2 separate regions of the Homo sapiens genome follow, and region 2 is linked to region 1. The links are chromatin contacts, found by Hi-C or POLR2A ChIA-PET in ENCODE. All regions are on one chromosome and are shown on one strand. The core of a region is the stretch at or near the end of the contact, and the rest is flanking DNA. Distances in the headings are between cores, read along the strand shown.

What was found. A loop is a pair of places that touch in the nucleus more often than their neighbours do. ChIA-PET counts read pairs that join two places held with the same protein, here RNA polymerase II (POLR2A). Pooled maps may share reads with other maps.
Region 2: a loop to region 1 is called in a pooled map, with 5 times the contacts of the local background. The contact joins the promoter of UBE2L3 here to the promoter of PPM1F-AS1 in region 1. A Hi-C loop is called at or near these places in 9 of 50 pooled maps. POLR2A ChIA-PET finds 5 or more read pairs at or near these places in 2 of 52 experiments (HEK293 and MCF 10A).

Annotation. Positions count from the first base shown.
Region 1 is chr22:21,933,254-21,939,913 of GRCh38, reverse strand. It overlaps PPM1F-AS1 (PPM1F antisense RNA 1), which reads right to left and starts at 1,677. Exons shown (of 2, transcript NR_147620.1): 1 at 301-1,677. It overlaps PPM1F (protein phosphatase, Mg2+/Mn2+ dependent 1F), which reads left to right. Exons shown (of 8, transcript NM_014634.4): 3 at 234-382; 4 at 5,688-5,890; 5 at 6,335-6,523. RefSeq lists enhancers at 1-445, 446-1,253, 1,254-2,060 and a silencer at 1,543-1,702.
Region 2 is chr22:21,561,717-21,569,018 of GRCh38, reverse strand. It overlaps UBE2L3 (ubiquitin conjugating enzyme E2 L3), which reads right to left and starts at 1,305. Exons shown (of 4, transcript NM_003347.4): 1 at 1,248-1,305. The coding sequence starts at 1,274. RefSeq lists silencers at 852-991, 1,242-1,481, 2,124-2,311.

The DNA of each region.
Region 1 (6,660 bases), core at 428-2,927:
CCCATCAACAGCCCCCTCCCAACTAGCCGCAGGCTCAAGTATGGTCCAGCTCCCCACCAGATGGTTGTGCGTCTGCCTTTGCTGTCCTGTGACCTTCCTGTCCCAGCTCCCTGAGGACAGGGGCCGCCCTGCTGGCCGTGACCCCTCAGCATGTGGGCTGACAGTTGGGGAAGGGGGGCTAGGTGTGGTCTCCTGCTGGGGGCTGCCCCTCACTTCCCCCTCCTCATCCCTAGGAAGGCCCCGCCACCACTTGCTGCTGCTCTGGCCCACGAAGCAGTTTCACAGCTGCTACAGACAGACCTTTCCGAATTCAGGAAGTTGCCCAGGGAGGAAGAAGAAGAGGAGGAGGACGATGACGAGGAGGAAAAGGCCCCTGTGACCTGTGAGTTCTGTTTCTTCTGAGGTGGCCCCAGGGCTGCTTAGCAGGCAACAAAGGGTGACGACATTGTGGGAAGCCCATTGATTGGGGTCCCTAAGGGTGCTGGGGCCCTCGCTCACAACGGCAGCAGAATCAAGGAGCAGAGAAGGCTTGCGGCCCCAGTGAGGTGGAGGGTGGCGGTCACAGCCCTCCACAGGTCATATAGTTCCCAGTCAGCCCACGAGGCAGGGGTGGGTGGTGCAGACACCCTCCTGTGTCCTGTCTGACTGAAGTTCCAGAACAGCCCAGGAAATTAAAGATGCTTATCCCGTTTCACAGAGGATCTCACAGGTGATCGATCTCTGGTCATGCAGCCAGGTTCAAGTGCCCTCAGTGTTGTAACTCAGTTAACATGCGCCCGGGCAGGCGAAGTCAGGGTTGGCCAGGTGGCATGCCAGCAGGTCTCGGGGCAGCAGCGTGGTCCCCTCAACGCTCGGGCCCCCTGCCTCAGCTGCCCCCAAGTCAGGATTCTGTTGGGTGGAGACGCTCTACGGTGTCCATGAGCCCCATGGTTAGATGCTGGTGGAAGCTTGTCTGTCAGCCTGCTCCTGGGACAGCCATAAGCATGGTGTGGCCAGGGGAACCCAGAAATGGAGAGGGCTGCAGATCCATTTCACAGAGGATATAATCATTAAAAAGCAGGGCTTTTATTTCATGTGACTTTCTTTCATTCTCCTAGTAATTTCATTTTATTATATTTCGCCAAAGTGTTGGTTGATGTTAGACCAGAAATACAGGGCGTAAGAATCGCAGGCTGCAGCAGGGGTGCCACAAGGGGGTAGCAACGTCCCACCCAGCTGAATAGTTGTCCCTGGACAGGCCAGCAGGCAGCAGAGTTGCAGTGGATTTTCCCTTCCTTGCCATTTCCTGTCGGCCATTTCCTTTCCCTTCCTTTGCCATTTCCTTTCCTTTCCCTGTTGTTCTAAATTCGGCATTACTAGTGCATGCGTGCATCCGGGGAAAAGGAACAAGGTGGGAGAAGAGAGAGAAAGCGAATACCCGAGGCCGCCAGCATCAGTGGGTGCCCGCGCTCTCCTCCTCGCTCTCGTCCTCTGCCCTCCGCCCTGGCTCCCTGCCCGCATTCCCTGGGAGCGCAGCCTTGCCTTAGCCTGGGAGACAGCTGTCCACAGTGACAGGCGGCCATTGTTCTCGGCCGAGCCAGCAGGCTTCCGGCCGGTGGCAGCTGCTGCTCCTCCGCTCTGCGGCCCCACCAAGGGGGCGCCGCCACCGCCCAGGCCCTCCCCGCCTGATGGGTCTCTGTCCGTCCACGCGGGAGACAGCGCCACCTGCCGGTGAGAAGGAGCGTTGCTGCGCCGGCACCAGCCCAGTCCTACGCTCGGGGCTCCTGCAGGCCTGGGAAGGAGGGAGGGCGCAGCTAGAAGGAAGTCTCGCCTGCCCTTGCTTCCCCGTCTGTCAGAGTGCCTCGCATGCAGGCCTGCCTAGCGGCCTTGATCATGCTCTCCCTGTCACGGAAGTAGAATGTAGTCAAGTTTTTGGACTCCAAGCCATTCTTACAAAATTGCGTCAGAGTGGGGATTGTATTATAAGAATTGCCACTGAAGAGCAGCGAGTGGCTGAAACCTCTGTGTGGCTGCCAGTCAGCCCCTCCCCGGTGACTGGATCAGCGAAGAATCCAGAAGCGAGGTTGCGGGGCTGCAGCCCTTGGCATGGGGAGTCCGTGGGCTGGGCAGCACTGCCTCAGCCGCTGGCCTTTCCTGAGCAGAGTCTAGGCTAAGCGGCTGTTGGAAATAGCAGTAGCACCCGGGGCGAGACCGTGAGCCACAGCGGCGGCCGGAGTCTCCCCCAGCCCGAGCTCAGGCCTGGTAAGCACCAGGAGCCCACAGTTTCCAGAGGGAGTGAGGAGGAGTCCATGGCATTTAGGGGCAGTTTTCTGGGCACAGTGGCCCTCAGACGAGAGGAAGAGGAGGCAGCGCTACAAGGACTGGCAGGACGAGGGGGGTTTCCTGCTGGTTTGCAGGGGATCCACTGGCCAAACTTGTGTGGAGCTGCCTTCCCTGAGCTGGGCCTGCCTGAATGAGTTCTCAGGCCCCTCCTTCACCCATAGCCTTGCCAGTCCCCAGTTCTTGCCAAATGCTTGAATAGGCCCCTGTGTTGGCCATGGCGGCAGCAGCTGGCTCTGGATGCCCCCACCCCTGCCTTGATGCATGGATTCCCAAGAACCTGTCTTTCTGTGACCTCCTGCGTGCATAAGCCCTCGCGTTCATGGTTCTTCCTCGGTGGCCCCCTCTGGCCTCAGCCCTTCTCCTTTTCTTCCACAGCCTCCGCCTTTAGGCAGGAGCTCTTTCCTCCTCTCAGTTCCCCATGTCCTTTGGGTGTGGCCTGTGACACTCAACTCCTGCCCTCGGCTGACTGGCCCTGATTCACCATGCTTGCCACATGCACCTGGGCTGGCAGGAGTTCCAGGAGAGTTTGTGCATTGAAGTGACATGAGTCCCTGAAGCCAGAGCCCCCATGGTTTCCTTTGGGCCTGTTACTGGTTGATCTTTTCTTGAGAAGCCAAGCTTAGGTAGGATTTGGGTATTTTTTCTTTTCAAATGAGTATTGTGGCTTATATTATTTGTTGCTACATAACAAATTGCCCCAAATGTAGTGGCTTAAAACAACAGACATTTATTCTCCCAGTTTCTGTGGGTCTGGAATCTGGGAGCAGCTTAGCTGGTTCTGGTCCAGGGTCTCTTACTGGGTTGTGGTGACATGGTTGCTGGCTGGGCTGGAGGGCCTGCTTCCACGGTGGTTTCAACACACGGCCACTGACAGGAGGCCCTGGTCCCGTCCCATGTGGACTCTCCGTGGCGCTGCTTGAGCATCCTCACAGCTCAGATTGAGCGATGAGAGGGAGGGAGGAAGAGAGTGAGAATACACAAGGCGGGAGGCGCAGGGCCTCTTTGTTTCGTAACACCTGAAGCACACGCAGTCACTGCCACTCTTCATCAGAAGCAGCCAGCTCCCACACTCAGCAGTGGGAAGTGAGCTCCACCTCGCAAAAGGGGAAGTCAAAGAATTTGTGGACATGCTTTAAAGCCACTGTCACACGAGACTAACACTTGTAATGAAAAACTGGGGAAGTATTAAGAAAGTGTACTTCAGGAAAAAGCTGTCCGTGGAACTGCCACGTGCAGGCCCACTCTGACACCTTGGTTGTGTGCTGTTCCCGCCTTTTTTTTTTTCTGGCCCTGGTGGTTTTTCATGGACTTGTAGTTAAACTGCATATGTAATTTTCCTTCTTTTTTCACTTAGTATCATGACAGAAGCATTTTACATGCTTATAAACTCTATTAAAATCCATTTTTTAGTTTTCTGTTTTAAGAGACCAGGTCTCCCTCTGTCACCCAGACTGGAATGCAGTGGTGTAATCGGAGATCGCCGTAACCTCGACGTCCTTGGCTCAAGGGATCCTCCTGCCCCAGCCTCCCGAATAGCTGGGAGTAGATATACCACCACACACAGCTAATTTTTTTTGGTTTGGTGTTGTTCATTTGCGACTGAGTTTCGCTCTGTTGTCCAGGCTGGAGTGTAGTGGCTCAATCTTGGCTCACTGCAACCTCTGCCTCCCGGATTCAAGCAATTTTCCTGCCTCAGCCTCCCAAGTAGCTGGGACTACATGTGCATGCCAGCACGCCCAGCTAATTTTTGTATTTTTAGTAGAGACGGGGTTTCACTTTGTTGGTCAGGGTGGTCTCGAACTCCGGACCTCAAGTGATCTGCCTGCCTTTACCTCTCAAAGCGCGGGACTACAGGCATGAGCCATGGCGCCCAGCCTGTTTGTTTTTAAGAGACAAGGTCTCTTTATGTTATCCAGGCTGGTCTTGAACTCCTGACCTCAAGCAGTCCTCCCACCTCAGCCTCTCAAAGTGCTGGGATTACAGGCATGAGCCACTATGCCTGGGCTAGTTTTTTTTAATTAAACTTTTTGTTTTGAGATAATCATAGCTGCACATGCAGTTGTAATAAATAATACAAAGAGATTCCATGTATACTTTACCCAGTTTCCTCCAATGGTAACATTTTGCAAAACTATAATAAAATATCACCACCAGGATCCTAACATGGTCAAAATACAGAGCAGTTCCATCACCAGGATCCCTCCTGTCACCCTTTTAAGGCCACCCTTATACCCCCACCCCTACAGACCCCATCCCTAACCACTGGCAACTACTAATCTTCTCGGCTTCTACCATTTTATTATTTCAAGAACACATATAAATGGAAGCATATGATGTGTAACTTTAGGGGACTGGTTTAATTCTCTGGAGATTAGCCCAGGTTGTTTGATGCATCAGGAGTTCATTCTTTGCCATTCTTGAGTGGTATTCAAAGGTATGGGTCGACCACGGTTTGTTTAACCATTTCCACGTTGAAGGACATCTAGGCTGACTCCAGATTTTGGCTGTTCCAGATAAAGCTGCTATGAACATTTGTGTTCATGTGTTCAAGCTTTTATGTGAACAGCCTTCATTGTTCTGGGATAAGTCCACAGGAGTGCCACGGTGGGGTCGTATGGGAGTTGCATATTTCGTTATGAAAATCATATTTAATAGCAGCTTAATTCTTCATCAAGAGACTAGATCTTTTTTTTTTTTTTTTTTTTTTGAGACAGAGTCTTGCTCTGTCGCCCAGACTGGAGCATAATGGCATGATCTCGGCTCACTGCAACCTCCGCCTCCCAGGTTCAAGCGATTCTCCTGCCTCAGCCTCCCGAGTAGCTGGGATTACAGGCGCCCGCCACCATGCCTGGCTAATTTGTGTATTTTTAGTAGAGACGGGGTTTCACCATGTTGGCTAGGCTGGTCTCGAACTCCTGACCTCGGGTGATCCGCCCACCTCGGCCTCCCAAAGTGCTGGGATTACAGGCGTGAGCCACTGCGCCTGGCCGAGACTAGATCATAATTTAAGTATTATTCCTTTGTCATTGGATATATAGTATTTCTAATTAATGGGCAATTATAAGTGATTCTGTACTTTGTCTTTAAAATTATTTTTGTGTTTCTGATGATTTCTTCAGGGTGGGTTCCCATGAGTAGAGTTGCTCCATGGTGGGATGGGAGACTTCAAGGGGCAAGTTGCCAAACTAGACATTTCTAATTCTGGTAACAGGCTGCCATGTGCGCGTTATTGAGTTGATGTGCTCACAATGCCCCGGGAGGTGATGGGGGCTTTGCAGGCCCCTGTGGGAGCTGTCAGGGAGCCAGCGAGGCCTCAGCTGGCTTGGTTGGCACTTCCCTGACAATCCCTCCATTGTGCCCATCAGTGCTGGATGCCCAAAGCCTGGCACAGAGTTTCTTTAACCGCCTTTGGGAAGTCGCCGGCCAGTGGCAGAAGCAGGTGCCATTGGCTGCCCGGGCCTCACAGCGGCAGTGGCTGGTCTCCATCCACGCCATCCGGAACACTCGCCGCAAGATGGAGGACCGGCACGTGTCCCTCCCTTCCTTCAACCAGCTCTTCGGCTTGTCTGTGAGTGCTCCCGTCCAGACCCTGGGGACAGCTTCGGAGGACCGGGGCGAGGGTGGGGGCCCCCCAGGTACCGAGAAGAGCTGCCCACCAAGGCTGAGACAGGAGAGACACCCGTCAGCCCCTGTACTTGCCCAGCAAGAGACTAAGAAGGGCAACAGTGTGAGTCTGTTATGAGGGAGGCCTGGATGCCACGTTCCCCTGACTCCTGCACCAGGAGCCACCTGGGGCAGCCCCTCATTTTATGCTTGTAGCAACTCATAACAGATGGTGAAACCGAGGCTCCCGCGAGCTGTCCTTTTCCAAACCTACCCCCTCATACGCACATAAGCCGGGCGAAGGCCATACTGATTCTCCCAGACTCTACCCCATCAGTGCCTGGCGCCACGCCCCACTGGGAGCACCCTGGGTCCCGCGGGTCTGTGACTCCCACCACATCCCCACCAGGACCCTGTGAACCGCGCCTACTTTGCTGTGTTTGATGGTCACGGAGGCGTGGATGCTGCGAGGTACGCCGCTGTCCACGTGCACACCAACGCTGCCCGCCAGCCAGAGCTGCCCACAGACCCTGAGGGAGCCCTCAGAGAAGCCTTCCGGCGCACCGACCAGATGTTTCTCAGGAAAGCCAAGCGAGAGGTGAGGACTGGCCGCTGGGCCTCAGGTGCAGTTTGGAGGCCAGTGAGAGTCCCAGCCTCTGCAGCGGGAAAAACGCCAAAGGGGCTGGTGGTGCTGGAAGGTCCTCACTAAACACTGCCGGTGGTCCTGCCATTTTT
Region 2 (7,302 bases), core at 56-2,555, 370 kb after region 1:
CTTATCTGGTGAATGGTGGTGTCACTAGCTTAAGAGATGAGGAGAGGTCTGAAGTCCTCTGACTGTTCTTTTGTGCCCACTTCCACTCCAGTTTTATAAAGTTAATGTCCTCTCTAGCCCTTAGGGAACAAAAGAAAGGAAACGTTCCCAGGGACGGAGGGAATGCTCAGAGACTGTGGCTCCAAGTTCAATGTCTAGCTCTACCAAGCACTGCTCCGCCTAGAACGAACCCCAGCTCTTTATCTCCCCTCAGGAAACTGGCTCCTGGGCCTTTTTTTAATTTCCGGCCCGTTGCAGGCCGGCAGCACTACCCAGCCGCCGACTCACAGATGCTGGCGGGGTGGGCTACAGAGGACCTTGGCAAATCCACTGGCAAAAGTACTAAGCCAATTTAGCATGTGTTCCTCACCAAAAGGTGCCAATTAGCGAGAAAGCACCCTGCTGCATTCAAGATCCAAAGTACCAAATTATTATTATAAACTTTGGCCCGTTTTGATTCGAACGACTGAAATCAACCGTTATCCCCCCAAAAATGGCACTTTATCAGGGAGGGGAGATCGGGATGACTGAGTGGAGGAGAGGGAAGCAGAACCGCGCCGCGATCGGGGCCGACCTCAGGCCTTCCTGGAGTTGGAACTTACCCGCTGTGTGACTCTGCAGTCACAAGGCGACAGTTTGCTAGGACCCAGCGCAATTCCAAACGACCCACCAACAAACTGACCTAACTTTGGCCGCCTGGCCTCCTTCTCTCTTTCCTAGCCCGAACCTCCCAGACTCCCGAGCTGCGGCCGGGCCAAGCGGAGCTGCAAGCCCGGCGCGCTGCGGCCCAGGGCGGGGCGGTTCCGCGGCGCGGGCTCCGGGCAGGGGCTCCGGCGCTCGGGCCTTCCCCGAAGGCGCCCGGTTTGGAGCCTCCCAACCGGGCTCTCACATTAACGACGCCCTCAGATCGGACCGCGGCCTCCGCGACAGGGGGACGCGGCCAAGCTCCGGGCGGAGAGTGGCGTGAACGCCCCGGGCCGGGCTGAGGGGCCGACAGCGGCTCCCAGCGCGGCCTTGCGCTCCCGCCCAGGCTGCGGCCTAGGCCAGCCCCGTTAGCACCTTGAGCCTGCGCGCGGCCCAGGGAACCGACGAGGCCGTGTAGGGCAGGAAGCCAGACGGCAGCGCCCTGAGAAGCCGCCGCCTGCCTCGGGGATCCGGAGCCTAGGACGCCGCCCCACGCCCGGCCGCTGCCAGAGAATGGCTTTTACCTTCATCAGCCTCCTGCTGGCCGCCATCTTGGATTTGGTGCTGCTCCTTCCCCAGAATGCATCGCGGCCGGCCGGGCGGCTGGAGCCCCCGCACTTCCTGGAGCGGGGGAGGGGCCGCGGGGCGGGGCACAGGAGCAGAGCGGAGCACCTACTGTGTGCTTCCCACTGTGCTGGGGGGCGCGTGGAGGAACGCAAGTGAACCGCACAGACTGGGCCTCAGCGTTTACGGATCGTCCAATCAGATGGCAGTTACAACCAGTGCCTGGCACATAGTAGGAGCATAATAAATACTGATTGCATAAAATAGTTGACCAGGCGCGGGGGCTCACGCCTGTAATCCCAGCACTTTGGGAGACCGAGGCGGGTGGATCACGCGGTCACGAGTTCGAGACCAGCCTGGCCAACGTGGTGAAACTCGGTCTCTACTAAAAATACAAAAAATTAGCCAGGCGTGGTGGCGGGCGCCTGTAATCTCTGCTACTCAGGAGGCTGAGGCAGGAGAATCGCTTGAACCCGGGAGGCAGAGGTTGCAGTGAGCCGAGATCTTGCCACTACACTCCAGCCTGGGTGACAGAGGAAGACTCCGTCTTGGGGGAAAAAAAAAAAGTTGAATAACCAAGGTTACTTCACACTGCCAAGCTCTGTGAAGAAAACTGGGTGATAGGAAAGTGACTGTGGGGACATACTTTGAGAGGTCAAGGAAGCCAAATTGAGGAAATGGCCCTACTAAGTGCCAGACCTCTCTCTAGTGCTTTATTTTCTTTAACCCTTGAAACCATCCTCTGGGATACGTTAGCATTAACATCCTCATTTCACAATAAACAGAAGCACAGAAGAAGCCAGTGACTTGCCCAAGGTCACACGGCCAGCTAGGAGCAGAGCCAGGCTCCTGTCACAGGTGGGCTGCTGGCTCCAAAGCCAATGCTGGGACCTGGAAAATGGGAAGGAACAGCTGGGAGGACTGGAGGAGAATGTTTCAAGCAGAGGAAGCAGCACTGGCGAAGACCATGAGGCTGTCTCAGTGTCCAGAATGGAGTAAAAGGATTATAGGGTGGGAGGGAGGCAGGGGACAGACCATGGAGGGTCTTGTAGAAAGGGGAGGAGTTGGTTTCTATTCCATGTGCTGTGAGAGGTCTTTGATAGATATGAGTATTGACTCCATGGTCAGATGATTTTTTTTTTTTTTGAGACAGAGTCTTGATCTGTCACCCAGGCTGGAGTACAGTGGCACGATAACAGCTCACTGCCGCCTCGACCTCCTAGGCTCAAGGGATCCTCCTGCTTCGCCTCCCAATTAACTGGGACTACAGGCACGTTCCACCACACCCTCCTAAGTTTTTTTTTATTTTTTGTAGAAATGAAGTCTCACTGTCTTGCCCAGGCTGGTCTCAAACTCCTGAGCTCAAGCAGTCCTCCCGCCGCAACCTCCCAAAGTGGTGGGATTACAGGCATGAGCCACCACACCTGGGCTGAGACGCATGTTTTAAAGAGTACTTTGGGGCTTGGCACAGTGGCTGATGCCTGTAATCCCAGCACTTTGGGAGGCTGAGGGGGGTGGATCACTTGAGGTCAGGAGTTTGAGACCACCCTGACCAACATGGTGAAACTCCGTCTCTACTAAAAATACAAAAATTAGCCAGGTGTGGTGGTGGGCGAACGTAATCCCAGCTACTCTGGATGCTGAGGCAGGAGAATCGCTTGAACCTGGGAGGCAGAGGTTGCAGTGAGCCAAGTCCGCGCCACTGCACTCCAGCCTGGGCGACAGAGTGAGACTCCATCTTAAAAAAAAAAAAAAAAAAAGGAGTACTCTGATTGGAAAATGGGGAATGGAGGTGGGTAAGAGGATAAGAAGGGGAGCAGGGGCCACTTGGAAACCGGTTGCAATCATTCAGGCAAAGAGGTGACAGTGGTTTGGACCTCAGGTAGCAATGCAGAGAGAAGAACATAGCTTCAGAATATACTCAGACCTTCTTAAGGAGTTTTTCTCTTTTTTTTTTTTTTTTTTTTTTTTTTTTTTGAGACACAGTTTCACTCTGTCACCCAGGGTGGAGTGCAAAATGGCATGATCTCAGCTCACTGTAACCTCTGCCTCCCGGGTTCAAGTGATTCTCCTGCCTCAGCCTCCTGAGTAGCATAGATTACAGGCACCTGCCACCATGCCCAGCTAATTTTTGTATTTTTAGTAGAGACAGGGTTTTAGCATTTTTGGCCAGGATGGTCTTGAACTCCTGACCTCAAGTGATCCACCCACCTTGGCCTCCCAAAGTGCTGGGATTATAGGTGTGAGTCACTGGGCCTGGACATTTTTCTCCATTTCTAAGAACAGTGGGTTTCTCCTGAAAGGAGAGAAGGAAAGGGAACTGGAAATAATATATCCTGGGGCCGGGTGTGGTGGTTCACACCTGTAATCCCAGCACTTTGGGAAGCCGAGGTGGGTGGATCACGAGGTCAGGAGATTGAGACCATCCTGGCTAACACGGTGAAACCCCATCTCTACTAAAAATACAAAAAATTAGCCGGGCGTGGTGGCGGGCGCCTGTATTCCCAGCTACTCGGGAGGCTGAGGCAGGAGAATGGCGTGAACCCGGGAGGCGGAGCTTGCCGTGAGTGGAGATAGCTCCACAGCACTCCAGCCTGGGTAACACAGCAAGACTCAGTCTCAAAAATATATATATATAGATATATATATCCTGGAATAAGGCTGGCCTCACACTCATCTTGGGAGCCCAGGCTTGACACGGTAAAGGAGGGAGAAACTAGATGACAAGCCTCATGTGATCAGCGATTCTGCCTGCCTTTTACCTCCCCCAAGGCCAGTACACTGAGTGTTCAATACACATTCAGCGTATGCATGAGGGACCCCATCAGATCTCTAGGGTCATGGTGGGACTTAGAAGTCTGGGACTGACTCTGGGGTCTACTGTGAGCACAGAACCTGCCCTTACTGGGCCCAGGACAAATAAAAAACATAGCTGTATTGGGAACTGCTTTCCTCTGTGGAGAATTACGGAGGAAGGGGACGCTTACGCTGAGAAATTCCAAGCCAGTTGAGGAAGCACAGTTCATACCTTTGACCCGGATGTGCTAAGCTGAGAATACAGAGTGGGATCATCAGAGGCTCAATGTCAAGGACTAGCCTTTGCCATGGCATCTTCTTACATCCTCACCGCTGCCTGCAAGATGACTCCCTTGCACTTTGCAGGTGGGGAGTCAAGCCGCTGAGCTACAAAGTGCTTTTACTAAACAAGCACTCAGGAAATGTACCCAGTCCCAGTGGAAGGGCTGCCTGGCCTTTGGGGTCCCTCTCCTGCTCTAAAACCTTCATTGCTCCCTCTAGCAGGCCTGGCTTCTAGTCATACCCGATCCCCTCCACTCAGCCAAACCTTGTTCATACAGACCTATCCTTTCTGTGCCATCTGCCCAAGCCTCCCATCAGAAGTAACCTTGTGGTGACTCATGCCTGTAATCCTAGCACTTGGGGAGGCCAAGGCAGGAGGATTGCTTGAGCCAAAGAGTTTGAGACCATCCTGGGCAACATAGGGAGACCCCGTCTCAACAAAAAATAAAAAAAGAATTAGCCAGGTGTGATGGCCAAGTAATTCTAGCTACTTGGGAGGCTGAAGTGAGAGGATCACTTGGGCCCGGGAGAGTGACACTACAGTGAGCCGTGATCGTGCCACTGCACTCAAGCCTGTGTGAAAGAGTGAGACCATGTCTCAAAAAAAAAAAAAAAAGAAAGAAAGAAAAGAAAAAGAAGTAGACTTTTTTGGCTGCGTACAGTCTCACACCTATAATCCCAGCACTTTAGGAGGCTGAAGCGGGAGAATTACTTGAGGCCCGGAGTTCAAGACCGGCCTGGGCAACATAGAAAGACTACCATATCTACAAAAATAAATAGTCCAGGTGCAGTGGCTCACACCTGTAATCCCAGCACTTTGGGAAGCTGAGGCAGGCGGATCACAAGGTCAGGAGTTCGAGACCAGCCTGGCCAACATAGTGAAATGCCGTCTCTACTAAAAATACAAAAATTAGCTGGGTGTGGTGGAGGGTGCCTATAGTCCCAGCTACTTGGGAGGCTGAGGCGGGAGAATCGCTCGAACCCGGGAGGGGGAGGTTGCAGTGAGCCGAGATCACACCATTGCACTCCAACCTGGGTGACAGAGTGAGAGTCCGTCTCAAAAAAAAAAAAAAAGTATTAATTTTTTTTTTTTGAGACGGAGTCTCGCTCTTCGCCCAGGCTGGAGTGCTGTGGCGCGATCTCGGCTCACTGCAACCTCCGCCTCCCGGGTTCACGCCATTCTCCCGCCTCAGCCTCCTGAGTGGCTGGGACTACGGGAGCCCGCCACCACGCCTGGCTAATTTTTTTTTTTTTTTTGGTATTTTCAGTAGAGATGGGGTTTCACTGTGTTAGGCAGGATGCTCTCGATCTCCTGAGCTCGTGATCTGCCCGACTTGGCCTCCCAAAGTGCTGGGATTATAGGCGTGAGCCACCACACCCGGCCAGTAATAAATTTTTTTTTTTTTTTTTTTGAGACGGAGTCTTGCCCTGTCGCCCAGGCTGGAGTGCAGTGGCGCAATCTCGGCTCACTGCAACCTCCGCCTCCTGGGTTCGAGCGATTTTCCTGCCCCAGCCTCCCGAGTAGCTGGGATTACATGTGCACACCTCTATGCCCAGCTAATTTTTGCATTTTTAGTAGAGACGGGGTTTCACCATGTTGGTCAGGCTGATCTCGAACTTCCGACCTCCTGATCCGCCCATTTCGGCCTCCCAAAGTGCTGGGATTACAGGCGTGAGCCGCCATGCCTGGCAATAAATTTTTTGAAAAGAAGTGGCTTCTTCCTTCTCCTGGACTACCAGGCCCTTCTGCTCCCATTGACCACATGCTATTCCTTCCTCCAGTCAGCATGGAGTCCTGGGCACTCACCTATTAGGCCTTGGGCCCAGGTCCAGAAAAACAGATACACAGGGCCAGGCGCGGTGGCTCACGCCTGTAATCCCAGCACCTTGGGAGGCCGAGGCAGGTGGATCACGAGGTCAGGAGATTGAGAACACGGGGAAAGCCCATCTCTACTAAAAATACAAAAAAAAAAAAAAAAAAAAGCCCAGGCGTGGTGGCTCACGCCTGTAATCCTAGCACTTTGGGAGGCCGAGGCAGGCAGATCATGAGGTCAGGAGATCGAGACCATCCTGGCTAACATGGTGAAACCCCGTCTCTACTAAAAACACAAAAAATTATCTGGGCGTGGTGGCGGGTGCTTGTGGTCCCAGCTACTCGGGAGGTTGAGGCAGGAGAATGGCATGAACCCGGGAGGCGGAGTTTGCAGTGAGCGGAGATTGTGCCACTGCACTCCAGCCTGGGAGACAGAGCGAGACTCCGTCTCAAAAAAAAAAAAAGAAAAAAAGAAAAAATTAGCCGGGTGCAGTGGCGGGCCCCTGTAGTACCAGCTACTCAGGAGACTGAGGCAGGAGAATGGCATGAACCCGGGAGGTGGAGCTTGCAGTGAGCCGAGATCACGCCACTGCATTCCAGCCTGGGTGACAGAGCGAGACTCCGTCTCAAAAAAAAAAAAAAGAAAAAAAAAAGAGGTACACAGGCACCACCTGCCCCCAAGGAGCTCACAGCATCTTGAAGAGGCACCAAGGAAAACACCAGACGGTGTTGAGGGTTTGATGAGGTGTGGGGGCTCAGAGGAGGGGCCTCGCAGAAGCTGGGGGAGGAACCAGGGATGGAAGGAGTTCCCCAGTAGGCAAGAGGACAAGGAAAAGAAAGTGCCTCTGCTGGGGCAGGAAATGGGCACTGGACACTTATACCCTTCATTGGCACCATAGAGCAGTACTAACATGTTCTATTTGATAGGAGAGAAAACTGTGGCCCTGGGAGAAGTGGCCCATCACTGGGCTAGGAAGCTGGGTACCAGGAATTGGACCTCATCTAGAGCATGCAGGTGAGGCTTTGCCTCAACCTCCCTCTGACTACCTGAAGCCTCATCTCCCACATCCCTCGCTTCCCACAATCAGTGCTGTGCCACATCACACCCCCCACTGTGCCCAGGC